Regions from separate parts of the Mus musculus genome. Here region 2 is linked to region 1. Evidence: chromatin loops called from intact Hi-C (ENCODE). Cell type or tissue: gastrocnemius. All regions are shown on one strand. Links, peaks and the distances in the headings refer to the core of each region. The heading gives the core; the rest is flanking DNA. Region 1 holds the start of Napa (N-ethylmaleimide sensitive fusion protein attachment protein alpha). Region 2 holds the start of Gm32059 (a long non-coding RNA gene).

Region 1 (15,304 bases), core at 2,720-10,719:
GTTACAAAATAACACTGAAAATAGTTTTATGGTTGGAGGTCACCACAACATAAGGAACTGTATTAAAAGATCACAGCATTCAGAAGGTTGAGAACCACTACTCCGGGAGAAAGGGTTCTGGGACAGTGTAGGAGGAGCAGTGTTTAAGACCTGAGACTTAGTCCTGGACCATGCTTTCTGCCAAGCTGAGGGGCAGTGTCTGACGTGTGTATACTGAGTACCACTGGAACAGTGTCTGACATGTGTATACTGAGTACCACTGGGACTCAACCATGCAGGGCTCTGCTCTTGCTATTAATACTCCATTGTCTTATCTACGGAGTCTTTAGACGTTCTGAATGGAAATCTTTGGGAGGTTTGGTTTTGTTTTTGTTTTCAGAGTGTCCCTGCCTGTCCTGGAAATTACTCTGTATCCCAGTTTGGCTTTGAACTAAGAGATCCACCTGCCTCTATCTCCCAAGTGCTGGGATTAAAGGTGTGACCACCACTAGGTGGAAATCCTCATTTTTGTTTTATATCAGATCCTAAAAAAGGTCTAGTCCTCACTGGGATTAGAGTAGCCCATACCTCACAGGGCTTGTAATTCGAGAGTCAAAAGCTTTAAAAGTATATTGCTGAGGGATGTGGTTGCTCACACCTGTGCTTCCAGCACTTGGAATAAGTTTAAGACCAGCCTGGGTTACAGTATGAAGTTCTGTCTCAAAAGTCAAAGGCCAGTGGCATAGCTCATATGTAAGGTCCAGGCTCCATCCCCGGCTGAGCTGAAAGGAAAAGGCAGCCCAGGATGAAGTGCAGAAGAGGGAATAAAACGGAGTGCCCACTGAGATGGCACTCTTCTAGGCAGCAGCCTCTGGTGGGTAGGAGAATGTGCCTCCCAAACCCACACACAGTATTCTTCATGAAAATGTCATATTGTGAAGGCAAATATGATATTCAAAGGGGTGCTTAGTGAAGTCATCATGGGCCAACAAATTTTCCACCAGCATAAGGACCAAACACCTGTAGGTCACCTTGAACAAGTTGACTATAGAGACATTTGTTTTTCAATGAAAGAAAGAAGAATGGAGACAGTCCCTGATTCCCATGCCTTGTGACTGGCCCACATCTCCTGTCCTTCCAGGTTGCCCTGGAGACTCTGTTACTCAGAGGACCCCAGAAGCCCCGGACTCACCCACTGGCTGACTATCGATACACAGGTGACAAGAGAAAGGGCTGCATGATAGCGGGGACCTGGCTGATTCCTGCCAGGGCTGATAGCAAACTTCACTTCTGCCTCTTCCCCTTGGCCTTCTTTCCAGAGCCTTTGTTTGTCTTTCTGAAGGGGTCTGTTCTTTCCAGGGGGGATTCAGCAGGCACTGCCTTGAGTTCACTAAACCCACCAGCCCTGTTCCATCATTCACTCAGAATTCTTCCAGCAAGATCAGTGTTCCTGACTAGAGCAGGGGATATGAACTTAAGCTGAGCACATCAAAGTCAGGCAGCTTGAGCCCACCTGCTTTTGTTAGGCCACTAAGGCCCCAGCCAGTTGCTCACATCTATAGCATGAGGATAGTGAGTCCCCAGCTTTGTAACACCAGGGAAGACTGAAATTAGTACATCATCAATGTTCATAATGTCAGTCAGGCTGTGGTCCCTTGAGAAAAACCTACCTTGCCCTGGCTGCTCCCCGGCAGGTTCAGACATCTGGACCCCCATGGAGAAGAGGCTCTTCAAGAAGGCATTCTGTGCCCACAAGAAGGACTTTTACCTGATACACAAGATGGTAAGATGACAGAGGGCTGGGGCAGCAAGCCCTGCCTCGAGGGCACAACTGTCCCTACCTGCCTGCAGCACATTCAGTACCTTGTAAGCGGCTTGTTACGCTTCAGTACCTTAGAAGGCTACCCTGCTGCTGCACTGCTTCTCATCAGTAAGTGCTGCTCACTCCAGCTCAGCACTTGCTGCCTTTCTCTGTCCTGATTTACTCCTGTGCATGTGCTGAAAAATACATGAACATAAAACCTAATTCTCTCTTCTGTTTTTGTTGTTGGTGTTTGTTTTTTGGTGTTGTTTGTTTGTTTGTTTGTTTGTTTGAGACAGTCTCTCTATGTAGTTCTGACTGTCCCACTATGTAGACCACGTTGGCTTCAAACTCACAAAGATCCACCTGCCTTTGCTGGAATTAAAGGGATGTGCCACTACCACCCAACTCTTTTCTGTTTTGTTTTGTTTTTTAAGACATAAAACTACACATAATCAAGGTACTGGGACAAATATTTTACATATGTATGAATCCATAGGATTGTCACCACAGGCAAGATAGCCACGTCTCTGTGATGCCCCAGTACTTCTTCCTTCCCTGACAGCCTATCGCACATGCCACTGTGCCTAACCCTCCATGTCCCTGGTCAGCCCTGGTCTGTAAGAAAGCTGTACTTTCTGGACTTTTGTATCACTAGGGCAGCCAAACAGCATTTGTTTCACACTTTATCTAGCTGCTTATACTCAGTATACTTACTTTGAGGTTCATTTGTGTTGCATTTATTAATAGTTCACCCTTTCTGCTGCTAAATAATACTGTGCTGCATGGATGTACTACAGTTGTATTTAATCACTTGTAGTTGATGGGCATTTGAGGGGGTTCCAGGCTGGGCAATTATAAAATAAAGTGGTTATGAGCATCATGTACAGAGTCTGCTCTCAGAGCTCACTACCCTTCCCAGCACTGTTTCTTTGGTCGTTTTTGGCTAGAAGGTGAATTCGTTCCTGTTGTTCTTTCTATCTTTCTCAGAAGCAGAAACCAGCTTCCATTTCCTTTTAACTTGGTGCTGTTTCCTAAGCAGAGGATGTGCTTGTTGACTTCTAGTTTGTGACAGCACATAAGCAGTTTCAGATCCATGTGGAGAAAGTGTACTCTGGAGTGAGGTGCTCACTTGGCCAATTAATTTCCTGGGAAAGTTTCCTGGGCAGCCAAAGTTTCCTCCCATCCTACCTCCCTTCTGCTGCCTCCTCTGCTTGGTGCTGGGAATGGAACCCACGTCCTCTTTCATAGTAAGCAATCTCTCTACCACTAGGTCCCACCTCCAGCTCTCCATTTCTGTTCCCTCCACCACCATCCAGAGGCTCTTTCTTTCTTGATATAAGGCATCAGTGTGTAGCCCAGGCTGGCCTCAGGCTCTCAGTCCTCCTGCCTCAACCTCCTGAGATCTAGGATTATGGCCCCATGTCACTCACTACACTGGGATCTAGAAGTCATTGGTTTGTTGTTTATTTAATTGATTGGTGCTTTGTTTTGTTTTTCAAGACAGGGTTTCTCTGTGCAGCCTTAGCTGTCCTGGAACTTTTTTTATATACCAGACAGGCCTTGAACTCATATAGATTCACTGCCCTTTGCCTCCTAAAGTGTTGGGATTAAAGACATCCACCAAAAATCATGTTTGTTGAGAAATAGTTGCTCTATATCCCTGACTGGCCTGGAACTCACTATGTACCCAGCCTGTCCTGGAACTCTCAGAAATCATGCTGCCTTTGCCTTGCCTCCAGAGACATGCGGTATGACATTCAGCCCAGGAGTCGTATTTTTGCAAGAATAAGTGACAGGGCTTGAGTGCTGTGTACACTCATAACTGTCCTTCTCATGGGGCTACTTTCCCTAGAGGGCTTCCTCAGCTATGTTTAGTTGTGGTGGCTGGAAGCTCACCAGAGAGGAAAGGCATTCTGTGTTAATCTCACCGAGTTTGGCTGTTGCCTGCTGTAATGTCCCAGTGAGCCTCCTTACCTGTGGGTCTTTATGTGTCTTCCTACAGGGAAGAAGCATGCTGGACTTAGTGCTGATGGCTACTGTGTGGCTTCACTTTGGACCCTTCACCACCCAGAAGGACCAAGATCCCTGCCTTTGCCCAGCCATGGGCAGAGACGTTGGGGAAGGGATTTCCAGGGTGGAGTTCACATGTGAGGTACTGCCCACAACCTGCTTCTGTATCTTCCTTCCCACTAGATCCAGACTAAAAGTGTAGCACAGTGTGTCGAGTACTACTACATCTGGAAAAAGATGGTTAAGTTTGATTGTGGCCGAGCTCCTGGGCTGGAGAAGAGGGGCAGAAGAGAGCTGGATGAAGTAGAAAGGACTGAAGACAAGGTAGAAGATGCATGATGAAGTGGTCTGGGTACTTCTGTGGTCCAGTCAGAGGGTGGTGGAGGCTCTCAAGGGAAGGTTTCCCTGAAGAAGACATGGTCCCACACCAGTGTCTTAGGTCATCTTTACCCTCTCTGTAGGTGACTTGCAGCCCTCGAGAGAGACCTACCCACCGTCCAACTCCTGAGTTAAAGATAAAGACCAAGAGTTACAGGAGAGAGTCTATCCTTCACTCCAGCCCAAGTGCAGCCCCCAAGCGCACTCCTGAGCCTCCAGGGAGTGTGGAGAGCCAGGGCGTGTTCCCTTGCAGAGAGTGTGAGAGGTACCAGCCTTCCCTCTGGACCTTCACCCTCTGGCCTGACTTGCTTCCCAAGCTCCTCTGGCTCTGACCCACATCCTTTGACTCCTCAGGGTGTTCGACAAGATCAAGAGTCGGAATGCCCACATGAAGCGCCACCGCCTCCAGGAGCATGTGGAACCCGTTAGGGTGAAGTGGCCTGTGAAGCCCTACCCACTGAAGGAGGAAGAGGAGGAGGAAGAAGAGGAGCTGGGGGCCGACATGGGCCCCTTGCAGTGGTGACTTCTTGCTAGAATTTGGTCTGCAAGGAGAGGGGAATTCAGCTCTGAACCAGTGCCCTGGGCCTCTCAGAAGTGTTTGGGGCCCTCTTATCCTCTCTGTCCTCTCACTTCCAGCCTTGCTAGCATTTGGACATGAACAGGCAGAAGCCCTCCAGGTAGCTCTGCAGTCATGTGGGTCATCAGAAGCTCCATTATCTCCTGGTTAATAGTTGCTTACTTGCCGTCCCAGTCACTTGGAGGGGACCCTGGGAGGCAGAAGGTTTGGTCTAAGTGGCATTTAGATCTGAGCTGGCATGGGACTGACATTGGTTAGAAAGAATCAGTAAGGACACCTGAGACACAGTGAGCTGGGCCCTCCTTGGGCAGGGCCTCTCTGCATTCCCACCATCCCTAGTCTTGCAAAGACTGTATATTGTTAGGTGTATTTTTTACGTGTCTGCTTATATCTTATTAAATTGGGTTCTTAAAGAGCTGTCCTCCAACTTCCAAGCCTGTGTGCTCTGCAGAAGCTTCAGGGCCATAGTTGGGACCAGGAGGTGAGCAGAGAGAGGGGAGAAGGTGGGCACACAGTCATCTGTGCTCTCTTTAGCACCACACACCAGCTCTTCTCTTGTAGATGGGCATATACACACACAGCAATGAAAGCCCCTTCATCAAAGAGCTTCATTTTAGGAGGGGTCTTCTAGCAGCTGTGAATGAGTGCACTCGTGAGAAAGTAATGACAGTAGGCATGATTTGGCCATGAAAATGGGAAGGGTTGGGTTGGTTAGACTAAAGCCAGAAATGCATGTGTGGATGTAGCTGCTCAACCTGAAATGAAGGAGGAAGACCGTAACAGCAGGCAGAATGGTGCCTTTGCTGCAGCCTATGTAAGGTCAGGGACATCTATACCAACCCCAGCCTGCAAGAGCCATGCCTCAACTCCTGTACCCAGGGCCCGATCCCAGCACTACACAGAAGGTCTCAACATCTCAGCTAAAGCTTAAAGGCAGGGAGGAAATTGATTTTGGAGCTGTTGAGACATCCTGTTTGAGGGAAATGAGGGGTACAAGGCAGCCCCAGAACCAGAATGGCTGTCTTCCTTCCTACTTGAACATTTTTTCCCAATGTGTGTAGCTGGTAAATTAGGAAATGCACTTTGCTTGGTGGGTGTTCCCAGTGACCTGAGCATTGCTATGCAGTGAGCATTCATTCCACTGCTCTACCCTGAGTGACCCAACTCCATGAGTGGAAATGCAGTTCTGGCCTTATGGGTTGAGGGCATATAGTCATCCATTGCTGCATAGCTCATTGCTCCAAAAGGATGACACGTTGCAGCAAATGGAAGTGGAACCATATCTGCTTGTGGCCATCCAGACTCACCAGCTCTGAGGTCAGTGTACAGTCATGATGAGCACAGGTACATTTGGGGAAGTGTTCAATGGGAAAGGGTCAGAGGAAGATGTCTTTTGCCTTTTCCTGTCCCCAACACCCAACTCACATAACACTTTCCTCAAATGTTCCCTGCTAATCAGCGAAGTTCAGTAAAGAAGAGATACAGATTCCTGCACCACAGCACACTATAGGGATTGGAATCACTGTGGGCAGGGCCCTGGGGACTGACCTTTAGAATAACTGTAGATTTACAGAAAACTAGCCTATGCTAGTTCCCACATAGCAGTTTCTGTCCTATAGTAAGATGTTGCTCTTACTATAGCATAGTGTATTTAGTACAGATACTGAACCACTGTCAATAACTGACTGTCCATGCTTTATTTAGACTTTTCCACTAATTTTTAACTGTGTGTGTGTGTGTGTGTGTGTGTGTGTGTGTGTGTGTAGGCCAGAGGTTGATGTCAGGAGTCTTCTTCAGTTGTTCTGCACCTTAGTTTTCGAAACCAGGTCTCTCTCTGGCCCTGGAACTCATTGATTCTGCCAGACTGGCTGGCCAGCAAGCTCCAGGCATATGCCTGTCTCCCACCCACCCATTCCTGTTACAGGTGCCCGCTGACACACCCAGCTTTTTACATGGGACTGAGTATCTAGTGACATTCTGTGTGTGGCACTGCAAGATACTCCCTAAAGGCATTGTGTGTGTAGGTTAGAGAACAATTTGGAGGAGCTAGTTCTCACCTTCTACTATGTGGGTCCCAGGAATAGGAATATGGTTGTTAAACTTGGTAGCAAATGCCTTTAGCAGCTGAGCCATCCAGCTAGAAATGGAGACCTTCTGGATTCCCCAAGCCAATTCTAGAGACGATCGCCAGAGGGAGTAAGAAGGTTCGTTTTCACTGCACAGTTTTTTCCCAAGTGACTATGACGTAAAGCGAAACAGGAGGCGGAGCTAAACTGCTGGGTCAGTCAAACCTGGAGCATGAACCTAGAGGCGTCACATGAGCGCCGCGACACTGGTCAGGTGATTAGTGTGACCCAGTTCCGCCGAGGCGTGGCAGAACAAGTCTATAGAGCCTGCTGATTGGTTGGAGGGAGTCAAAGGTCGCGCTTTGGGGGCGGTGGGCTCTTGGCGGTTCGGGCTTATGATTGGCTTATTTGGTGTCACGTGGCAATGCGCTTGTGGGGGTTCCAGGAGGCTAGCGGCGTGTGCTCACGTGTTGGGGGGGGGGGGGTCAAGGTGCTGAGTGCGGTAGCCGGAGGGGGCGTGCCGGGAGGAGAGTGCCTCGCAGCTTGAGCCCACTGGTTGGTTCGCAGGGTTCACGTGGGGTGGCAGGCCTGGGTGACGTCAACGCAGCGGGCGGAGCTCCGCTGAGTGCGCGGTGTCCGGGGCCTGTGAGTCGTCGCCAGGCTGTGTCGGGCCTGAGCCGAGCAGCTGCGCGACGTCATGGACAACTCCGGGAAGCAGGCTGAGGCTATGGCGCTGCTGGCTGAAGCGGAGCGCAAGGTGAAGAACTCGCAGTCCTTCTTCTCCGGCCTCTTTGGGTGAGCAATGGGCGAGGCTGGGCCCAAGGCGGGGAAGAGCGGGCTCTTCTGCTCTGCACTTTGGGAGCCCCTCAGCGGCCTTGCAGGCCCTGGCCGTGGCCCTATGGCTGACGACACCCGCTGACTGGTGGCCGCGCCTTTCCCAGGCCGGTGCCCGTGGATCTGTGCGGCCCAGGCTGCCGGGGTGAGGACACCAGACCGAGGGGACCCGGGCTGGGGCGTCCTTGGGCATGATGAGCCGGAGTACGAGGTGTGAGGGTGAGTGGGGCCCTGCTAAGAGTGACTGATGGCGAGGCCTGGACTGAGAGGTGGAGACTTGTGCTTGGGGAACAAGCATGAATGGACAGTGACACTGGTTTTAGCCAAGACAATGGTGATGGGAGGATGAGGCACACAAGAGAATCATTAGGGTGGTAGGACCACCGCCTACTAGGTGGTCCTCAAGTCTGGAGTCTGAACACACCCAGGAGGTGGCAAATACCTCACACAAAGTTTATGCAAGTTTGCCATCTTCAGCCATATTAACTTAGGAGCAGCAGAACCCATGCTTGGGATGCGATTCCGAGGTTTCTTTATCTTAAGGGAGTAGGTCTCTCTGAAAGGGCTTGTTGGTAAAAACTAACTGCAGAAGTTTGTTATGAGTATAAACTATGTGTACTGTGCTCAGAATTGAGTCTGGCCCTCTGAAAGGCTCATCAGGCAGGAAGAAGCAGACTCAGAGAGTGTAAGATGCTGATGGGGAAACCAAGATGGTAGGAATTGGAGTGCTTGAGGGGTCTGGGGAGAGGGCCAGAGCCTTGGGATATAGGAGGGGGTAGGGGGAGACGACACTACATGGCAGCAGGCAAAGCTCTTGAAGGAACAGGCAGAGAGGAACACTGGGGAAAGGTCCAGGCAGGTGTTGAGGAAGAGCTGTGCAGGGGTAGGACACAAAATCAGAAGCCTCCAAAGCAAGGATGGAAGGATACAGAAGACAACCAGGAAGTTGGGGAAAGCTCTGGGAGAGACTGTTATAAGCTGGGTGAGGACAGAAAGACATGAAGGGGAGGGAGAGGATGAAGCCATCCCTTGTTGTTTGCCATCAGATAATGTTTAGCAAAGGAACTTGAAAAATGTTTATACCTGCTGCACAGACATCTGGTTAATGACAGGCTATGTCAGTTAGATGAGAATGTTTCATTAGAGAGAGTGTGAGTGTGTGTGTGTGTGTGTGTGTGTGTGTGTGTGTTTCTTCAGTCTTCACAAGGGAAGAAGTTCAGGTTAGGCGTGGTGTTGGGGCGGTGCCTCCCGCTCAGTTTTCAGCAGTAGTTTTCCTGATGGCTCAGTGTCTGATCTCTTTGGCCCAGAGAGATAAGTGTAGAGTTGGGCTGCTCCCAGGGGAGCAGCTGTGTGTCCACCTGTTTACCACTTCCCAGCCACTGGTAGAGCAGAGCTTTCTGGTATAAGGTATACGTTTGTATCATGCACTTAAAGTTCTTGAGCTGAAAAGAAACTTTGAGAACTTGAGGGAGGCTTTTGGTGAGGAGTGAAGCTGGGAACAGTGGCCTGGGAGGGCAGTCTAGGCATCAGGGATGGTGGGACAGGGACAGAGATGGCTTCTTAGAGGGTGGGCTTTCATCCAGGGCTGAGCAGGAGATCTAGGGGACTCTCAGTTGGAGAGCAGCAGAAGGGAGAAGCTTGAGAAAAGGCCCAGAAGCCTGCCTGCTGAAGGAAGAGTTAGTACAGGCAGAGTTCCAAGGCAGACCATGACTTTGGGGGGTGGGGGCTGGACATAGATGAAGCCTGTGAGCATGGGCTTGGATTTGAGGTACTGGGGAGCCTGCGGGATTTTAGTGAGGGCCTGTTGCAGTGGGTTCCTCTTTTACCCTTTAGAAAAAAAACACACACACATATAACAGCTGGTTATGGGACAGTGATGTGGAAGGAACCCTGTTACAGCAATAGTGGATCATGCCTGCCAGTTGCTCACTCTGCTGCCCAGCCCTGCCTGGGCCAGGTAGTCAACTTTATGTAGTATGCACACTGTGGAGGTGGGTAAAGGATAAAGTGGGCAGCCTAGACTTGATTTATTTGTCTAGCAGCACAAGAAGCAGAGGGGACACCAGGTGGTCAGACCTGGCCCCTGGGGTTCCATAGCCCCCTCCATTAGCCTAGTGCTTCTGAAGCCCAGAGACTCCAGGACACTCATGCCTGCTGTGGACACTGTGTGTAGGGAGGGTGTTGGCAGACTAGTTTGAGGTGCTGCCTCCCTTAGACTGCTGCCTGCCCCCACAGTAGTTTTCTACAAACATTTGAAAGAGCAAGTGGGTTTCTTCTGGTCCTTCCAGGAAGACTAGAGGATGTACTATAGGGAAGTGAGCAGGGCCCACTGGAACTCAGGGGCCTTGGAAGTACCCCAAGATCACCTGGAGAGAAACCACCACCAGACGGGCCCACCTCTTGGAACTGGGGCTGCCTGGTAAGCATTTGACAAGCAGCCCTCGCTCAGCTGCTCTCTGAGGCATCTTCTGCTCTTGGGAATGCCCGTGACGACAGCTTCCCCGGCCTCTGCTCAGGTTACATGGGGCAAGTAGGCTACTCTCACCCATCTTCACCCGTCTAGATTTCTGGGCTGGTAGACACTAGGGGGCTTTAAAACACCATTTAGTTCAAGGACAAAGCCGGTTAGCACCTTCCCTTGGTGATGGGCATGCCTGCCTGAGAGTCTGATACCCTTCCCCTCCTTTTGCCCCTCTGCTGTGACCCATAGGGACTGAATTGGTCCTGAAGGACAGTTCTGTTCTGTAGGGCTCTTCCTGATCCCTAACTTCGCCCTATAACCTTCTCTTCAAAAACAAAAAGACTAGCACTCGGGAACCAGAGGCTGGCACATCTCTGTAAATTTGATGTCAGCTTGGTATACATAGGGAGTTCCAGGACAAACCATTTCCTGTGGGATGCCAGTGTGGCTGGGGAGTTTCTTCCTTGACGAGACAAGCTCAGAGTGAGCCCTGTTCCCCGGATGTTTCTGTAGAGTAAGCAGGCTGGCCGGGAGCACAGGGATTACTGGGTGTGAGTATGAGATGTCCACTGGTGTCATCGCTGCAAGTTGAGCTGGAGGCTCGGGGAAACTGGAGGAGGTGGCAGAGTGTTCTGTATACAAACAGCCAGATGACATGTTGACAAGCTGGTTCCGTTTGAGCTGCCTGAAGACAGGCACCTGCAAGGCCAGCTCTGGAAGGGAGTCGGACTCCTGCTTGGGAAGGGAGGGTTCCTCCAGCTGGGCCCACAGGCGTTCTGCAGAGCCTGGGGCGATTCTGCTTTGTGTCGGCGCCCCTGCCATCTGGAAGAAGTTCACTGTCCTTCCCGGTAGGAGCCACAGTGCTCAACAGCTGCAAGGACACACAGCTGAAGTACACAGCAGGATGGCTCCTGGCCAGTCTGCAGGGCAGGTTTGTCGGGGAATCCTAGGGCTCCTGGCTTAGTCACACAGAGGTTCCCTGGCACCTCCTGTGTGGAAGAAGTTGCTGAGAGGCCGGGGCAACCCCAGCACTTTTTTTTGAGGAAAGCAAATGTCAGCATTCTGGGCCATAAGGAGGGAGATCCTGTCGGGGCACACAGAGGAGGCCTTCCAGGCTGTATGAGCAACACCTGTGACCCTTCCTTGAGCTGGCAGTGTGATGGGACAGTAGACTCACTATTAACTACAGTGTTGTCCCAGTGTGTCCTCCCCTAACCACCCTCCACCCCCACCCCCCACCCCACAGACATCAGCATCTGCTCAGATCTCTTCCATGAGAGGGGGTAGCGTTTATATAAACAAATGGTACCCTTTGAGTCACAGGTTACTTCCTTATGCAATGTCAGCGTGGAAGGATTGCCTGCCCCCCTGTGACAAGGGGGAAGCTAGGACATACTGAAGACAGCTATAGGTTTTTAGAACATTCGTGATCCTGATGGGTCCCCACCATGGGTGCAGACCCAGAGACATAGGCCACTGTCCTGTCTACAGTGGCAGATTGGTGCAGGAAGGGGAGACCCGGGACTCTAGAAACAAAGGAGGTGTGCACAGCTCACAAGTGAGGAGGCCTCAGAACCCACGCTGAGCTGCTGAAGTGGGGAAACATTCCTTAGTCTGCCTCTGTGTGGTCTGATGACAGTGACACACCCGCAAGGTGCAGAGCCCTGTCCCTGTGACAGGAAAGGCAAGGATGCATCACAACTACTCTGAAAGCGCTCACTGTGGAGGGGATTGTTTCCTCTGCTCTGCAGCCTCCTGAGCACCTCCCAGGCACTGTGCCTAGGCCAGGTACCAAGTGTGTGCTGTCTCTCAGATTTCTCCCAGGTCAGGTTCAGTCTATTGTGCAGCTGAGGAGAGGCAGGCTCTGGGGTACTAGCCCAAGGTCACAGACACAGACAAGTGCCTGAACAGTTCCTGCTAGTCACTGTCTTACAGACACATGTGAGAGGGTTCCAAGAAGATTTGAGGGCATGGTGGCGAGCTGGTGATCCTTTCTCTCTGGGTCCTCCTGCCTGTGCTGACCTGTGAGGGCTGGCTATATAATGTGTCCGTTACCTAGAGGATGCTTGGCAACTCCAGCAAGAGCAGAGTTGTTCTGTCAGCAGCCCAGCAGTGCGTGCTGTTCTCTGTGTACTCAAGACCGGCATGCACCTGGCCACCCTCATTTTCAAGAGGACACTGGGGTACTCAACAAGGGACAGGCAGTGTCAGCTTGCACATGCTCCCACAGGTCCCCCAGCAACAGCACCAGTGGAGAACCCTGCTGGGAGCCAGGAGTGATTGTGGCAGGCCATGGGTTCATTGTATTAGTGGAAACTAAGTACCCTGGGTGGATAATCTGGCCAGTGAGCCTTAAGTCCTAGGAGAGAACAGGGAACCAGTGGCTGTGGCTGCCAGAAGGACAGAAGGGACAGTCTCAGACTCGAGACTCAAACTGGGGGCTGCAAAGGGAATGAAATGGCATGGTTCTGGAGCAAGAAAGTGTTCAGGGAATGGAGGCAGGAGTCAGGCCGGCCAAGCCTGTCCTGCAGAAGCCCCTGGCCACTGCCAAAAGCGCCTGCACTTCCCTGGCAGCATTCAGCACTCCATATGGCAGCTGTGCCTGGGAGGCCTGAGGCTGCTTCCTCCGCCTCTTGGGGGAGCAGAGCTGAGCGGTAATTATAGACAGCCTGCACCAGGCCAGCCCCAACCAGTTCCCTCTATTCCCAGTGAGGCATGGAGCTGTGGGCTGAAGAGTGCAACCGAGGCAGCTTGGAGGAGGTCAGTGGGGGAGGCTGTCAGCTGTCACATGCAGCTCTACCCAAAGCCTTCAGGGCGCAGCCAGTGAGCCTGTGGTGCCTCATGCAGGAGGCATCCTTTCAGTGGTCAGCAGTTCTAGTCAGGCCACACAGTAAAGAGGTGACTGAAACAGCTTCCCCAAGCTGGTGTGGGAAGCCTTGGTGAGCCAGCAGAGGAGCAGCATAGCACAGTGGATCTGAGGGCATCTTCTTTCCCGCCACTCTCACTCAGCCAGACAGAGCAAGCCCTCTACTCTTTCTTGTCCTGCCTGCTCCAACCTAGTTGTGCTATGCCCTGCCCTATCCACCCTGCTGACTTCCCTTCCTTGGTTCCTCAACCATGTTTGCTGACTCAGCCTCTGCACACGCTGTGCATCTCACCTCCAGTGCCACTGAGGACCGAGCCCTGGCCTCACACCCTCAGGTACAGCCCTCATGCTAAGCAGCTGTGAGCACGCATATTGATACTGTGGACAGCAGGCTTCCTTCTCGGTGAACAGCCATCATCAAACCTTCAGATACTTGTTTTCACAGCTAAGGAATTGTGCATACGGCTTTCTTCAGGATTTACTGGGTAACCTACACAAGTGGATTTGCCCCTTGTGACTTTCCTCACATCAGCAAAAGGAATTGGGACTCTGGAGATCTTCTGTTGCCATCTCACAGAGGCAGGGCAAGGACCAGGGTATGATAGGGCAGGAGGCAGCCTGGGGCCAAAGCAGGCAGTAATCCCTCTGGCTTCCCCTGCTGTAGACAGGTCAGCCCAGCTTAGCGTGGGATCAGAGAGCTTCAGGCAGCGGCTTGGTAGACTTAGTGCTGAGTCTGCCTGTTGTGCTGAGCTAAAGCCAACCTAGCCAGCAGTGACTGTTCATCACCACTCTGCCTCAGGCTTCTTGGTGACACTGGACACATCTGCTCTGCCAGGAGCATTTGGGGCCTCAGAGGACTTAGTTCTACCCACCAAGTACTGATTAGCTGGGGATCACTGGAATGTGATGTGTGGCTGATGTCTGTGAGCAGGGACTATTCAGACAATATTCCAAAGGGTGGAGAGATGCACTTAAGAGCACATGTTGTTCTTGCCAGAGGACCCAGATTCAAGTCATAGAATCCACATGGTGACTCACGACTGTCTGTGACTACACTTTCAGTATACCGGATGGCCTCAGCTGACTTTCTCGGCACCCAGATGGCATGCATGCATGTATGCATACATACATACATGCAGGCAAAACACTCATTCATAAAATACATATAAAAAAAGAATTTCAGGGATATAGCTTAGTTGATAGTAAGTTTGGCTGGCATGCACAAGGTCCCACGTTCCGAGTACCACATAAAATCAAGCATAAAGGCTAACCTCAGTACATAACAAAATTGAGGCTAGTCTGGGTGTTGAGATACATGAGACTCTGTCAGAGACAGAGAATATGAATATTCCTGGGGCTCCAGGTATCAATGGCAGAGCAGTTGAGCATGTGCCAGGCTCTGATTGTATTTCTAGTACATCCCGAGAAACATGTACATCTAGTACATTCCAAAGGTCCTTGTGGGTGTTTTACATCCAGGTTCAAGGGGCCTTCCTGATTTATCCTGTGCTGACAGCAACATGAACATTTCTGACCTCACCATGGCTGGGAGTGGCTCAAGAGAAGACAGGGTCCCAGTAATGTGGGGGAGAGGGACATGGAGTCAGAGGAGAGGGTGGACTCTGAGGAAACACTTTACCTGGTGCTGTTTGGACTCAGGAGATCTCCAGGCCCACCCACCTATTGAGCACATGCGCAGGCATGTTCAGGGCTGTGGGTGCTGCCCCACACTGATCAGGGCTATGTTCTGTCTTAGATCACACATGAACACAGTAGCCCCCACAGCTGTGTGATAGAGCCAAGTTCCCAATTGTCATCCACGCTGCATCTGTTAACTTGGGGAGTACAGGGCAGGTGGTGAGGATAGTGTATGTGGCTCTTCATGAGGAAATGTTCCTTTTTGGTTTTTTGTTTTTGTTTTTGTTTTTTAATCATTACCAGTTTGGGAAGGTTTCAAATCCGTTTGATGGGATTGGAGAATGTCATCAACTGATCATGTGGTGATGAGAGTTTGAACTTTTGTCAGGTCACAGTCTTCATGGGCTAGTGCTCGTTGGAAGACTGAACGGAAGGGACTTAGGCGTTTGAGCTAGTAAGGAAGCTCCCCTCTCCTGCGCGCCCACCTCCCCGCCCTCAGCCCAGAAGGTTCATATGAACCTCTAGGAGGTTGAGAAGCAGGAGTAAAGCCCAAAGAGGTATCCCTGATTTCAAAATATCTACAAGATACTGGGGCAGGAGATATAGCTCAGTGGCAGAATACTTGCTTGTCTAGCCAAAGTCAGATGTGACAGTACAAGGCCATAGTGGGCTGAGGAGTCTTAGATCCCTT
Region 2 (15,304 bases), core at 3,933-11,932, 49 kb before region 1:
TCTCTAATAGAAAATGAGAATCTGGGCTGGAGCGACGGCTCAGGGGTTAAAAGTCTATCCAGAAACCTCGAATTCACCAACTTCAATTCTCTGCGCCCTCTTCAGTTGGCTCAAAACTAACTCCAGCTCTAGGGGACATTACACCTTTGACTTTCCTGGGCACTGCACTCACAAGTGCAATCCCACCACCTCCCACGTCTATTAATTAAAAAATAAAAATGTGAAAAATAATTACACCAAAGCAAGCACAGGAGCCTCCTTCAGAGGTAAGGCTTGTACTGGAAGCCTTCTGCAAGTCAGCCATTTAAACATCACAGCCATCCAAGCAGAGGGAAGCTCTGTGACCCAGAAGTCAACTGAGGCTGCTGATCTGTGACCACCATAACTGCTGACTGGTGCCCTCCACTTCAAGTGCCAATACCTGGCCTGCTCTGATGGCTCAGTGCCACCAAGCCACCAAGCCTGATGGCCTGAATTATATCCTCAGAAACACATGGTAGATGGCACCTGACAATCTGTCCTCTAACCTCTACATAAATAAACGTAATTAACACTTTTAAAGATGAGTACACCATGAATAAACTGACGGGCTGGCTGGAAAACTTTATTTTTTTCCAGTCAAGCTTAGTGGTGCACACCTTTGATCCTAGCACTCAGGAGGCAGATCTCTGTGAGACTGGTCTACACAGCGAGTCCCAAGTCAGTCAGGGCTAAATAGTGAGACCCCTATATAGAAAATTAAAAATTAAAAAATAAAAACTTTAAACACACCCACACTGCCAAGGCTGATGGCCTGAATTTGATCCCCAGGTCCCATATAGTGAAAGGAGAGAAGTGACTCCCCTGGAGGTTGTTCTCAGACCGCCACACATTCACTGTGGCACTCCCACACCTCCACACATACAATAAACAAACAAACAGGCCGGGCGGTGGTGGCGCACGCCTTTAATCCCAGCACTTGGGAGGCAGAGGCAGGCGGATTTCTGAGTTTGAAGCCAGCCTAGTCTACAGAGTGAGTTCCAGGACAGCCAAGGCTACACAGAGAAACCCTGTCTCAAAAACAAATAACCAGAAACAAATAACCAGAAACAAATAACCAGAAACAAACATATAAATAAATGCAAGGCTCACTCCTGTACTCCCCCCCCCCCCAATAAACAAATACATAATCAAGAGCAAGACTGAGCTTGGGGAGGTGATTCGGCTGCTTAAGGGGTACTACTCTGTGCAAGCATGAGGATGTGGTGAAAAGCCAGGTATGGCCATGCGAAGCTCCAGCACTGAAGGAAAGGAATGGCGGGAGCAGAACACAGGGATTCCTGGCTGCCAACCAGTTCCAGGCTGAGAGTCCCTGTCTCGGAGAGTAAGGTAAGGGGAATGATAAAGCAGGATGCCTGGGACCTCCCTCTGGCCTCTGCACTTGCACACAAATGTGCACATATGCACACTTACCACATACACACTCCTAAGTTCCTATACACACAGAGTACAATACCGTGCCAATGCTGGGGGGGGGGGGCTGGGTGGAGTTCAAGGGCACAGCTTGTGTAAGATATAAGAAGACCTTGATGTTGTGGCACAGAGCTGGCATCCTAGCTACTGGGGAGCTGAACAACAACAAAAAAAGTTCACAAAACCTTGGGACCTGGGAGATGGCTGTGCAAGGCAGACAATTTGAACTCAGTCCCTGAACCCTATGTAGGCGCCAAACAAGGTGGCGAGCATCTGTAATGCCAGCATTCCTATGGACAACAAAATTTAAAATAAAAGATGTGTCAGGGAGGTGTGGCTCAGTGGTAGAGCCCCTGCCTAGAATCCCCCAGCCAGGGGCTAAAGGTATGGCTGACTAGCATGCAATGAGACCCTGGATTCCAGATTCAGCACTGAGAAATCTGGCACCCTGTTTTGTGCCTACCTATTATAGAATTCCCAGCCCAGCTAGGTTGAAAAGGCTGCTTGGAAAAAGAACTGGCTGAAATGGTACAGACCCCAGACATAGTGACTCATGAACTTCACCCGAGTTGCATTTCCTCACAGCTACCGGTTAGAGCTGGTCCCAGGTTTCATGGAGGAGAAGAAACAGGACTAGAGCCAGCAAGCCCCATTTGGGTAGCAAGTTACAGACATGAAATTCAGACCCACAACTGGGTTCCAGAGCCAAGGTTCTGCTCTGTACTACACATGTGATACAGGTTCTGAGCAGGGGAATAAAGCAAATATGTCCTGGAATACAAATACTGCCAAGCTCGTAAAGGCAGCTCAGCAGACAGACTGGATGAGAACAGCCAGGATGGACAATGACTTCCTTACAGGGCAGCATCCCAGACATCTCTGAGAGCTACCAGGAGACAAATCCCAGGCCTTGATCCAGGAGGTTGGCAATGCACACAGCCACACCATCACAGGAAACAATGTCTTGCCTAGCCAGTGGAATATCACAGAGCCCCCTCCCAAGATGGAAAAGCTACACAGGAGGTGTTCTAGGAAGATAACGTGAAAAAGCAAAGAACTGAGCAATAGAATGTGGTACAAGCTGTACAAACTGAGTTTCTTGGGAGGCAAGCGTACACGCTCGACCCAGAGTTGAGACGTCATCCCCAGGGAGGAAGCTAGGGGGAGGAAGCTGGAGGTGGGGGGCGCTGGGAGGAGGCTGGACAGCAGGAGAACAACCGTAACTTTCTGTTTCAGGTTTTTGTTTTGTTGTTGTTGTTGTTTTTTTAATCTGTCCTTTAGGTATTGGTCACTTCAGAAAATGAAACTAGCCAAGTGTGGAGGATGTGTACACCCTTCATCCAGGTACTCCAGAGGCAGAGGCAGGTGGATCTCTGTGAGTTCGAGGCCAGCCTGGTCTACAAAGCAAGTCCAAGAGAGCCAGGATTTGTTACACACAGAAACCCTGCCTTGATAACAACAAAAAAATCTGGTGTGACAGAATCTCAGCAATTGGAGATAGTATATAAATAAATAAAAGCAAAAACAAAACCAAAACAAATAAAACATCAGAATCAGGGAGGAAAGAGCAAAACAGCTCAAACTTCCTCCTTAAGAGTCTCTCAGGCCACCAGACAGAATTAATCAAGCCCTGCTGCAGGGAGCAATTCTCCTGCTGACCTGGCTTCCAGCAAACGCACTGATCCCAGGGCTGATCCATCAACAGTCCCACACACACACACACACCCCAACTCCCCAGCAAGTTTAGCTGGAAACAATTGAAGAAACAAAGGCACTCTCCCTCCCCAGCCACCACCTGAATACATATAACTCATACACAAAATTCATTGTTCCCAAACTAAAATGCCTTTGGAAAGCTCCTCAGGCCCTCTCACGGGGGACCGTGTCTGTCCTGGAGACACAAAGGCTTCAGTCAATTGGGAACAGTTAAACAGGGGCTGCTACAGGCACAGAAGGAATTGGGGGGTGGGAGTCCTTAGGGACCACTCAATTCAGCACTTCCCAACCTTGCTTGAGGCTATGGTGGGGCTGTATCTTTCATAGCTGGGGACAAAAAAAAAAAAAAAAAAAATGGCGAGCAGAGGGTAAGGGGGGTGTATGACCCTGCTGGGGAGAGGAAGCCAGGTGCAAGGCTCCTCCTGGCTGCATTCAAGAATCAGGGGAAGAGACCAGGATGAGATGACCTGGGCCTCCCACCCCAGCTCCTGACCGGCTGGATGGTGAGGGGGACTGGAGGGCAGGCCTGGCTCCTTGAAGCCCAAGCTCCTTGAAAGAATGCCACGCTTTTCTGTTTCCAATTAACATCCCCCCCAACCCCCCAGACACCCTCTGCATTCTTGAGACTAGGAGTCAAGGAAGTCTCAGGAATGGGGAATGAAGAGCGGGAGCTGCCCTTGGGGCTAGGAAACCCCCGCATATGCCCGAGAACCTCCTTCCCCCCATCCTTCCTGTGACCCCAAGGTTTGATGCTGAGCTGATTCCTGGCCCTTCCAGAGGCTAAGGGAACCCCTACCCCAATATCCCAGGAAAAGTTAGCAAAGGTGGCAGAGGCTTCTGGGAAGGAAAGCAAGCAAACAAGTACACAGTAGGCAAGACACAGGACTGTCCCTCTTTAGATCTAATTTAAGTTTCTCCCATCTTCCCCAAATGGGCACTTCCTCTCAGGCATACTGAATCTCTAAAGTCAGTGTTCCCAATAGCCCCTCTCCTCCTGGTGTGCCCAGCCCTTACTTAAGTTATGTTATCCTTATGAAAGGAAGAGATCAGTGGGGGAGCAACAACCCTAGACTCAGACCCTCGTCTATGCCTCACGACAAACTTGCAACTTGGCCAGCACAACTTAGCCAAGGAGCCTCAGTTTACTTTCCTGTAAAAAGGACACCACCCATATCACCTCCCTTACTGGGGACAGTAAACTTCCCTCTAGTGAGCACACCCCAGCCACTGATTACTGTATTCTCTGTCTGCTCAACTTCGCACGGCCCACCCCTCCACCACACAGGTCGTCCTTACCCCAAACATCTAAGACTTAGATGGCTACTTCTTTCCCTACCTCCGAGTCAAGTCAAAGAACTTCCAGTATGTGGTGAGGAGGTGACAGAGCCAAGCAGGTTACAGACCTGCCTAAGTAAGGTTAGGCCTGGTGTGAGATCCAAGTTCTTTGACAGTTGTATCAAGACACCATGTGGGTCCCAGGCCAGAGGAGCAGAAACCACTACAACAGCCTCAGTCAGACAATCAGGTCAGCTTCCCTCCTTACAGTCCAACAACAGCAATCAAGCTAAGTCAGATGAAGTGGCATTGGATCCCAAGCGATGCCAAGCCTTCATCCAGCTAGCCCTGGGTTAGCCCTATCCTGACACACACCAGACACAGATGAAAACGACTGAGCCCTCATCCTCTTCTGCCAAACCAACTCTTCAGGGAAAACATCTGGCAGATTTCTCCCAAACCCAAGTCCACTTAAGTCAAAGGGACAAAGTAACACAAAGTGAGGACCAACTGGTTTTGAGCTAGGCTGTATAAACTCTAGGATGTTGTGAATTGGGGCTCAAGTGACCCCAACTGTGTGACCTTAAACTAGCCCTTTAACTACTCTAGGCCTCAGTGAGCCTGCCTGGAAAACGGGAACACTCACTGTGCTCACTCCTCAGACTGTAGCCAGGATGGAAGGCATTTAGCAGTAACCAATCCAGGGTAGAGTGGTTATTTCCGGCTTCTGGGGGGTGGGGGAGTTACAGAGGAAGGCACGGTACTGAGGTAAACAACTGATAAGTCCCGTGGGGCCGCCTAGGAAAGGGGTGGTCTCTAAGCGTGGCTTCCCCTGTTTCCTCATCTTGGGGGTTGGGTCAGAGTGGACTTAGAGTGCAGGTGTGGGGAGGGGCTGTGTGCCAAAGATCTCTTGACTTTCAGCCCAGAGTCTTGGATGTTCACACATCTCCATATTTTTCTGACACTACGTTGGGGGTAGCGACAAAAGGGGCTAGAGGTTTAAGACTTGGGGGTGGGGTACCAAATGCAAGTGTAGAGGCTGGGGACCTCGAGGGCCCTGTCATCAAGACTTCCCCAGGAGAGCTGACCCGGCAGCCTCTGACCCCACCTCCAGGGACGTTCAGCTGCTCAGAACCACAAAGCAAAAACAAAGGGGCGCGGAGAGGAAGGAGCCACTATGCCTTCCAATCACCGCGGTCGCCCGAGCCCGCGCCCTCCCGCGGCTCGTCGCCCGGTCCTCCGGCTGGCGGAGGCCCAAGGCCTGGCTGGGTAGCTCCCTGGTCCCTTGTCTCCCCGCGGCTGCCGGTGACAGGAGCCGAGGAAGCAGTGTGGGGCAGCCAAGGCGATGGGAAAACCAGATGGTCCTAAACCTCCTCCTCCCTCCTCCTCCACCTACCCACCCAACCATCCATCCATCCATCCATCCATCCTATTCCATCCCTCTCCCTCCAAGCCCGCGGCCTGGCCGCCTTCCGCAGGGACCTGGCCGGGATCACTCCGGGGAAAGGACTGCCTTTGTCTAAAGGTCACCACCCGGAGCGCGGTGCCCGGGCTGGGCCTGGTGCCTCCCATTCCTAGGCCCACGGAGTTGGAGTTCAGGGGCCGCCCCAAATCCCAGAAGGTGACAGGCGTGAAGGCTCCCTTTTTTCCCTCCCTTTGATCCCTAGGAACAGGCCTCCTGCAGGACTAGCCAGCTGAAGGGGCGGGGGTCCCCTACGCTCTCTGCCGGGGATAGGAGAATCAAGTCAACTCCTCTCATTGTTTAGGGACGATGGAGAGGGGAGACCCAGTGGCCTGCATCCCAGTTCATCTCTTCCTACAAGCCTGCAGAGGACCCCCGATTCTCCCTGGCACCCCCCAAGAGGAACTTGGGGAGGGGGCGCACGGGACGCGCGACAGGAGGGGAGATGGATCGAGCTGCCTTTCTGTGGCCCTTGGCTCTCCCCAGAAAAGGCGGGGAGCACGAGGAAGGGAGGGGGGTCCCCAAGGCGGGCGGGGGGTCCCCGCCCCTCCCCCCCGTGGGACGTTCACGCTCGCCCCTCTCCTCCGTTGCATTGTATCCCGGGAAGGACCAGGGAGGGAACCGGGGCGCAAGGTTTGAGATCGGGGAGCAATGAAGGGGGAGCTCTCTGCAAGATCGGGGTGGCGGCGGTGGCGCGAGAGACCTGGGATGGGGGTGTGCGGATAGTGGTGGGCGCTGATCACAAAAAAAAAAAAAAAAAAAAAAAATCCAGCCTGAGCAGCGGCAGCAGGCGCTGCGCCCCGGTTGGGGGGCTGAGTGTGGAGTGTCGGGGGGGAGTGGGTTCGGCCCCAGCTCTGGCTCTCCCCCCCCAACACACACACCCTCGCCGCCGAGCCCCACTCCCCCCCTCGCTTTTGCGCCCTGTCACAGCCCCGACTCGCAGGTAGAGAGAGTTAAGAGATTTAAAGAGAAATTGCTACATTGTGAGAAACTCACCCTGATGTTTGAGCAGCCGTCGGCGCGGGGTCTCCGGGACGGCCCCGCACGGGCTGCACAGGGAGGACCCAGAAGGGGCCGGCCGGCCGGGCCGGTCAGCGCACTGCCTGATCGCATGGCGGGCCCCGGCTCCGCTGCGCCCGGGCCCGCCGCCGCCCTTGCAACGAAGCGGCCCCGCGCGGCCCGGCCCCGCGCCCCGCTCCGGGGAGCGCCCCTCGGGTATGCAAAAAAAAAAAAAAAAAAAAAAAAAATTTTTTTTAATTAAATGCAAAAAAAAAAAAAAAAAAAAAACCTTGCTGGTTTTGTGTCCCGCCCCCTCCTCTTCCTCCTCCTCTTCCTCCCCTCCGCCCAGCTACGAGGAGGAGCCACAGAAGGCTCCGCCTGTAGTGTGGCAGCTAATCAATCGTAGCAAAGAGCGCTAGAGCGGCAGATCTGATAGCCAATAAAAAGATGCACACTCTGTGGGCGGGAGCACGGAATGTCGGCACCGCCCCCTGCTCCTGGCACGGCCGGGCTGCTTGGGTGTCTGCTGGGCTGTGGTCGGCAACCTGGAGCTGGTGTTCGAGTTGGTGGTGGTGGAAGAGGAGCCAGAGGGTTGATACGTGTCCGTATCCCTGCGCCAGGCCCGCCTAGGAATGGGCCGTTGTGCTCCCTGGTCCAGGATGGTGGCTTCTGAGGGAGGATGCTCCACAAGGCACTTCAGAAGACTTGCAAAGATAGTGTGGTCGAGGCTTCTTGAGGAGGTGGGACAGTGTTTCCCCGCGTTGGACCCAGAGGGTGCCAGGCGATGGGGAGATTGGGGGTGACCTGGACTCCAGACGTGGCGTATAAAGTCTCTCCGAGCCTGGGGATTTTGAGCCGCTGTAGCGCAAGGACTATGGTTAGCCCTGCTAGATAGCCTGCTTCTTCACGCCTGGCCGGCAGCGCAGATCCGAAGCTCAAAAATCCTTTGAGCGACGCTTGGATTCACAGGTCTATTCCCAGAGCACTTGGTGAGCGGGCATTTTTAGCCCTGCTCAGCACGTCCCAGACCGCACCGGCCTGCCCTTCTGCACAGAACTGGTCTGATTTCTTAACGTTCCGGTCTCACATGCCCTTGTTTCTCCCGAGCTATAGAAAACCTGGTGCACAACAGTAGGTATCGAATAAATGCGTCGTATAAACGACTGGCTGATCTGTTTTGTAAGTCTTATCGTTGATTCCATGGCGGCACTAGGGTTTGGCGGGGAACTAGGTCTTGCTATGAAGCACAGGCTGGCCTGGAACTCGCGCTCTACCTGCCTTCACCTCCCAGGCGTTAGGATTATACTTGTGTGTCACTATGACGAGCTTAATTTCTTTTTATTGCTATCGTGAGGTCTAAGGATATATATAGTTAAGTAATGAGGGTGTTTTTGTAGTATGTGGAGGTCCGGGTGCAACAATGAAAAATTGTAAGAGGCTGGAGGCTATGGGCCATGAACAAACGAGCAGGATCCTGCTAAACATCAGCCTTTGCTACTTACTTGCTGTGTGAGGTGATGTAAATTATTTCATCTGTCTGTGCCTCTATTTCCTGTTTTCTAAAACGCTGACTGCAAGTTTGTTGCTCAGTGGATAAGGGCGCTTGCCACCAGTCCTGGCAATGAGTTCAAACCCCAGGAGCCACATTGGTAGAAAGAGAGATCTAACGGCAACCAACAAGTTGTCCTCTGAGCGCTATGCTTATAATGAATGTTTTTGGTGTCTTTTTAAAATGTGATGGGCCGGTTTTATAGAGCGACCATAAAGAAAAGAAAGTGCCTGCTGCTCCCTTTATATGGTGACGTGGTAGACTCCATTGCAGAAGTGAAGCCTTGAGTGTTCAACTTTCACGCTTGGGAAACCAGCACTGTGCACACTGCTTTTATTTTTGTGTAGTTGGCCCAATGAGTTGACCTGAGGATGTTTCCGATCAGAACTGCCCCAAGGGGGCTGGACGTGCAGAATCACTACATTTGGGAGATGTGGGCTGGACAATCAATAGTTCAAGGTCATCCTCGACTACCTGAGGACTACAGGAGAGTTTGTCTCAAAAAGTCTCAGGACTTGCCCAAAGGAGAAAGGGTTAGCCTCCATTTTCACCAAAAGGGAAGTGTTTTGTCCAAGATCATCCAGGAAGTGGGACCCAACCCTCTGCTGAAAATGTCCTCTGTGCAAAATGACCTGACCTGGGTGGCATTTGGTTGTCTGTACCAGAGCTACCAGCACTGGAAAACTCAGAACTTAAAGCAGGACAAAGAGCTAGATGACTTGAGGTCAAGGGGTTGACTTTACATGAGCTTATACATTCACATGGGAAACGTGTTCTAACTAGCTGCATCAGGAATTCAGTGAGAGGCATGCATTCCCTTGTTCTTCCTGCCTCGCATCCACCTTAGTTTATTAGGTGAGGCAAGGAGCAAGCAAGTTACAGCCTCAGTTTCTCTACATGTAGATCATGCTCTACAAGCACCAGATTTCATTTAATTTAGTGTTTGGAGAAAGAGGTCTTGCTACATAGCCCAGGCTGACTTTGAGCTGGCTATTTCCTTGCCCCAGCTCCTCCAAGTGCTGTGCTACCATGTCTGTCTAGGTTCTGGGTCTTTCTGCACTGTGGTATATCTTCTACCCCTATGATGGTACTCAGCACTTAGTATACAAGAAAGGTTAGCTGAGGGTTCAAAGTCATCTTCTGATGTCCAGCAAGTTCAAAGCCTGGGCTACACAAGACCTTGCCTCAAAAACAAAGGTTTGCTGGAAAGATACTATCTATGACGAATACCCCAGACCTCTTAGCTTAGGCGAGGGCTGTAAACACACGCTACTTGGAAGTCCTTGGCTGGGTGTGGAGGAGCCAAGACAAGCCAGCCCCCAAGCTGAGCAAGAGCTGGCACAGACCTGGGAGATCAAATGGCTATTTTCCCTGAGCATCCCTGAAAGCCCATCCAGGCTTCCAAGCTAGTGACAAGAGCCCAAGGTATTCAAAAAGCACTGTGGGGCTGGTGACACAGTTCAGTTGCTAGAGTTTATCCTAGGTCCACATACACTAGGCATAGTGGGCTGCACACCTATACCCCAACACTCTGAATGTATTCAGGAGCATCAAAAGTTTAGGATCAGCGCTTGGAGACATAGCTCTGCGGTTAAGACTTTGAATTACTCTTACAAGAAGACCCAGGGACTGTTCCCGGCATCCATGTCAGCTTACAACAGCCTTTAATTCCAATCCCAGAAGAGTGCATGGATACCCTCTTTTAGCCTCCTTAGGCACTGGAATTCAACGTGTATATATTCAAACAAGAATACCATAGTTCGAAATAAAAATCAATTTCCAAAAACAACAATAGTCAATCACATATCAAATCTAAGGCTCACTTGGGCTACACATGACCCAGCACATCTTTAGTTCTAGCACTTGGGAGGCAGATGAAGGTGGGTCTTTTTGAGTTCAAGGCCTGCCTGCATAATGAGACCCTTACTTGATGAAGAAATAATATTTTTTAAAGAGCTCAGATGGTGCCGGGCAGTGGTGGCGCACGCCTTTAATCCCAGCACTCGGTAGGCAGAGGCAGGCGGATTTGTGAGTTTGAGGCCAGCCTGGTCTACAAAGTGAGTTCCAGGACAGCCAGGGCCACACAGAGAAACCCTGTCTCGAAAAACCAAAAAATAAAAAATAAAAAAAGAGCTCAGATGGCTGCTGCTTCTTTCTTTCTTTCTTTCTTTCTTTCTTTCTTTCTTTCTTTCAAACCTCTTTTGCAGGTTAAACCCAGGGTCTCACACAGCAAGTCACCATCCCTAGCCTTCTTTTTCACTTCTTATATTGACAGGGTCTAAGTTGCTAAAGTTCAGGGCTTGAACTTGCTATCCTCCTGCCTCAGCTTCCTTAGCTGCAGTGATGACAGACCTGCACCACCAGGCTAGGCTGACAGTTTTAATTATGATAGTATAGTGGAAAAGAAAAGGTAGAAGCCCCGTGTTCTTGCTGTGGACAAGGCCAGATATTGGAGAACTGCCTTGCCCGAAGGGCCTGACATCATCTTGTCCTCTGAACCCTCCTCCAGCCTTTTTCCGCACATTTCTGCATATGCCTTAGCTCTTATCAGAGCCCTGAGCCTTTCAGAAACTCAGCTCACTACAGCCCAGCTCCTACCCTGGAGAACCTCGTCAGCGCCATCTGTCTACAGACGGTGTCAATAGCATCCGCTTAATAGCCTAGGTGGGCTTCAGTCTTGCTCTGTAGCCTAGGGCGGACCTGGAACTCTCCTGACCCCCCAGCCTCCACCTTCCGGGATTACAGCTTTAACCACCACGCCTGGATGGTGCTGTGAAAACCAGGGCTTCTTAGATAGTAGATTAAGTACCAACTGCACCACATCTCCAGTTCTATTTTTCAGTGTGTGTATGTTTCTCTCCTTCCAACACGTGGTTTCTGGAGATAAATTTCAGATCAAGTTTTGGTGGCAAGCGCCATTATTCACTGAGCCACCTCGTCAGCCCCTCTTCCACCTCCCCACCTCCGGATTTTAAATAAATGGCTTCCTCCACTGAAAGTAGAAACACTTCCCCGCGGCTCCTGTCAGGCAATGGAAGCTTCAAACTTTGCGCCCCAATTGTTTCATTATCCGAGAAACTGATGGCACACGATTGGTGCATTTTTTCTTTTGCATATAACACTTCAACAACCAAAGCCTGACTCCCGTCCTGAAACACTCCTGCCTTTCCAGGTTGCTTTAAATAAGGGTGAGAAGAGAAAGTTTTTACGAGACTTCCAAGGGCCCGGGTCTTGGTGGCCAGGAGGAGGAAGAGAAGGGGATTCCTTCGTAGTCTCTGTCCTCTAGCTATACCCTTCCACTGTGGCCATAAGGTACCCCTTCTGAGGACAGCCAAGACCGGAGCGCTGTAATCCGGCAGCAAAATCAGGCAGCGATTAGCCCAGCCCGGCCTGGGGTCCTCAGCACCGCAAGTGCGAGGGGCGGAGTCTGGCCTTTGATTGGCCGCATGTGGGGGCGTGGCCACAGCTCCGCCCCACCTCTACCCCCCACACACAAGATAAAATAGGCTTCGCGCCCTGGTGCTCGAAATTATTCGTGTAGTGGGTGTGGCTTATGTTTGTTTACACGCTTCTATTGGCTGCATTTGAATCGGCCCGAGCGGGTGGGCTTCGGAGGCGTGGCCTCGGAGGGCGGGGCCGGCGGCTGACAGCTCTTAGAGTACCGAAACGCTAATGAGGGGATTTTGGATCTGAAGAATCCTTTTGGGGTTTCTGTCAGCTTCCTTAATAAAGGCCAGTCAAGAAACTGAGGCGCACGTTTTTGTAAACATTCCTAAAACAAAATAAAACAAAAACCATGACTATGTTTTAAAAAGCAGATGCAACCTAGCTGGCCAACAATGAAAAACTCTGAAATCAGCTATGATCCTGGCCCACAGTGGGACAGGAAGTCACTGCAATAAACAAGGAAACCGCAAAGTGACACAACAGCTTTTGCAACCACTCAGGGAGAAGGGGAGTTCTGTAAATGCCAAAAGTATGGATGAAAATGGACACGAATCATTTGCTGATGAATTGCACAGAATAACTTACAAAATGGAAATGAATGGACAGGAGTTGGGTGGATCCTAGCTCATTTTGTAACTGTTTTTGTTTGTTTTAGCTTGGTTTGGTTTTTAGAGGCAGGGTTTCTCTGTGTGGCCTTGGCTATCCTGGAACTTATTCTGTAGTCTTCCCCAGTGCTGGAATCAAAAGTCTGGGTCGCCACTGCCCACTTCGTTCTGTAACTTTGTAAAGTTAGAAATTTGTAGCATCTACTCAAATAAATATGCTGTAAATTAAAATAAACAAAATACAAATTTAAGCCACACCTTACATATAAAGGTAGCACACACCTCTAATCCCAACAATCTGGAAGCAGAGGCAAGTAGATTTCTGTGAGTTCAAGGCTAGCCTGGTCTACCTAATGAGTTCCAAGACACTAAGGACTAAGTAGAGAAAGCCTGTCTTAAGAACATAAAAATTATTGTTACTTTTATTATAAATTAACTTCTGAAGACCAGGTCTTAGTTCCTGAGTGAGAAAACTACACAGGGGATGTATTTATTCATCATGGGCCATCACAGCTGGGGCAGAAGAGAGTGGCTTTATAATAACAGGAGGAGTCAGACCCTTCATCTTCAAAGGACACGTTCCAAGCCTCCCGTGGATGCCTGAAAACAGATAATACTAAACATTGAATACTACTTTTTTTCAATTCTTTTGAGATAGGGTCAAGGTTGGCCTTGACCTCCTGATTCTCCTGCCTCCACCTCCCGAGCACTAAAACCTTAGGTATGCACCAGATTGAACCCAGGATTTTGTGTCTTCTAATCAAGAGCTCTACCACAGGTTCTTTTTCTGTAGCCCATGCTAGGCTTCAATCAACACGCCTTTAATCCCAGAACCTGAGAAATAGAGGCAGGTGGGTTTCTGTGAGTTGGAGGACAAGCTGGTCTAGATGGTGACTTCCAGGACAGCCAGGGCTACACAGAGAAACCCTGTCTCCAAAAACATAAATAAATAAATATATACGTATATAAACATAATAGCAAAATAGACCCATTATAACAATATACTTAATAAAAGCTACTTAGAACTTAACCAATGTGTGTGTGTGTGTGTGTGTGTGTGCTTTTGAGACATTTTCTCACTATGTCACTTGGCTTGAACCTCACCATGTAGACCAGGCTGGCCTCAAATTTACCAAGATCCGCCTCCATCTGCCTCCCAACTGCATGCACAACCACATCCAGCTTCACTAATTTTTATACTTTATTTTCATTTTTAAATGACATTGTGTGTGTGTGTGTGTGTGTGTGTGTGTGTGTGTGTGTCTGTGTCTGTGTCTGTGTGTGTGTCTGTGTGTGTGGTGGGCATGCCTCTTTCCTTTATGTTGGTGTGCAGATTGAACTCCAGTCGTCAACCCTGGTAGCAGAAGCCTTGTACCTGATGAGCCATCTTGCCAGCCTTGGGATTTTATTTTTGATTTTTAAGATTTTTTTATTGTTATTTATGTGTATGTCCTATGTCTGTGCAAATAAATGCTTGAAGAGTGCAGACGCCCTTGGAGACCAGAAGAGGTCACTGGATCTCTTGGAGCTGGAGTTACAGACAGTTGTGAGTTGCTGGAAGCCAAAGTCTAAGTCCTCTAGAAGGCTTAGTCACCAAGCCACTCTTCTAGTTTTCTCCCCAAGTTCCCCTCCCCCACCAGTCCCCAAGACAGGGTTTCTCCACGTAGCCCTGGATGTCCTGGAACTCACTCGGTAGACCAGACTGGCTTCAGACTCAGAGTTCTGCCTGCCTCTGCCTCACAAGTGGTATGGTTAAAGGCGTGGGCCACCACCACCCAGCTCCAGGTTTGGCTTTTTGAGACAAGATTTTGGGCTAAATCTCACCATGGGGCTGGAGAGATGAGTCAGCTGTTAAGAACACTGGCTGAAATTCCAGACAACCCAGGTTCAGTTCCCAGTGGGTCACAAGTATCTCATGGTGATCCACCTGCATCTACCTCTCCGGTGACGGGATTATAGGAGTGTGACATTATATCCAGCCTAAAATAAATCTTTCAGAACACCCCCCCCCCCAAAGAGACCAAAACCAACCCAAAACAAAATAACAAAAAGAATAGTTGTGCTAGGAGTAAGGTTGTTGAGAGGAAAAAGAATGAAAATTAAGCCCCCAGATTGTTAAATATGGATATGAGGTTTCTGGAGGTGGTGAGGCTGAGGCCAGCGTGCAAATGGTGGTTAGCACAGCACCGAAGAGTACGTGAAAAATGTTCAGCATCGTTAGTCATTAGGGAAGTAAAACCACACTGTGAGAGCAATATACACAGGGTGATCATAGTCAGATGGTGTGATGCCACATCTGTTACCCTACTATGGGGGAGGGAGCAGAGACAGGTGGATCTCAGGGGATTGCTGGGTAGACTACTGAGCAAGTTTCAGATTTAGTTAGAGTCCCTGTCTCAAAAAAAAAAAAAAAAAAGACAGAGAGCAATAGTGGAAGACACCAGATGTCAATCTGTTTTCCGTACATACATGTCCTAGCACCTGCATGCACACATGAGCATGGGTTGCACATGCACACACACGTACGTACAAACACACACATGCATACCACACACATACACACACACACACACACACACACAAACACACAACTACAAACCACACACATACCACACCACACATTCACATACATACACCCCCCCACTCCCACACACACACACACACGAGTGCGCACATACACACACTGATGTTAATTGTCAACTTGACAGTATCCAGGATCACCTAGAAGAGAAGACAAACCTCTGGGCATAGTCTGTGACCAGACTTTTGTTTTAACCTTTTGTTCTTAAATTCCATTTA

What was found. A loop is a pair of places that touch in the nucleus more often than their neighbours do. Peaks named below come from ENCODE experiments on the same cell type or tissue, not always from the same donor. Only the 100,000 strongest peaks of a DNase experiment are listed, where the experiment ranks them.
Region 2: it touches region 1 in a loop (5-fold over the local background); 7 of 42 quality-filtered maps call a loop at or near these places.

Annotation. Positions count from the first base shown.
Region 1 is chr7:16,091,166-16,106,469 of GRCm38, forward strand. Zfp541 (zinc finger protein 541) reads left to right here. Exons shown (of 16, transcript NM_001099277.2): 12 at 1,121-1,196; 13 at 1,674-1,762; 14 at 3,977-4,117; 15 at 4,255-4,436; 16 at 4,526-5,169. The coding sequence ends at 4,694. Napa (N-ethylmaleimide sensitive fusion protein attachment protein alpha) reads left to right here and starts at 7,415. Exons shown (of 11, transcript NM_025898.4): 1 at 7,415-7,609. The coding sequence starts at 7,512. In gastrocnemius, for the core only: a CTCF peak has its summit at 6,930; DNase peaks (open chromatin) are centred at 6,653, 7,134 and 7,345; H3K4me3 peaks cover 3,803 bases; H3K27ac peaks cover 4,199 bases.
Region 2 is chr7:16,040,995-16,056,298 of GRCm38, forward strand. It overlaps Gm32059 (a long non-coding RNA gene), which reads left to right and starts at 5,203. Exons shown (of 2, transcript XR_391166.4): 1 at 5,203-6,064; 2 at 6,210-6,672. It also overlaps a transcript of Bicra not described here. In gastrocnemius, for the core only: a CTCF peak has its summit at 11,079; DNase peaks (open chromatin) are centred at 5,352, 5,741, 5,921, 6,965 and 3 more places; H3K4me3 peaks cover 6,832 bases; H3K27ac peaks cover 7,342 bases.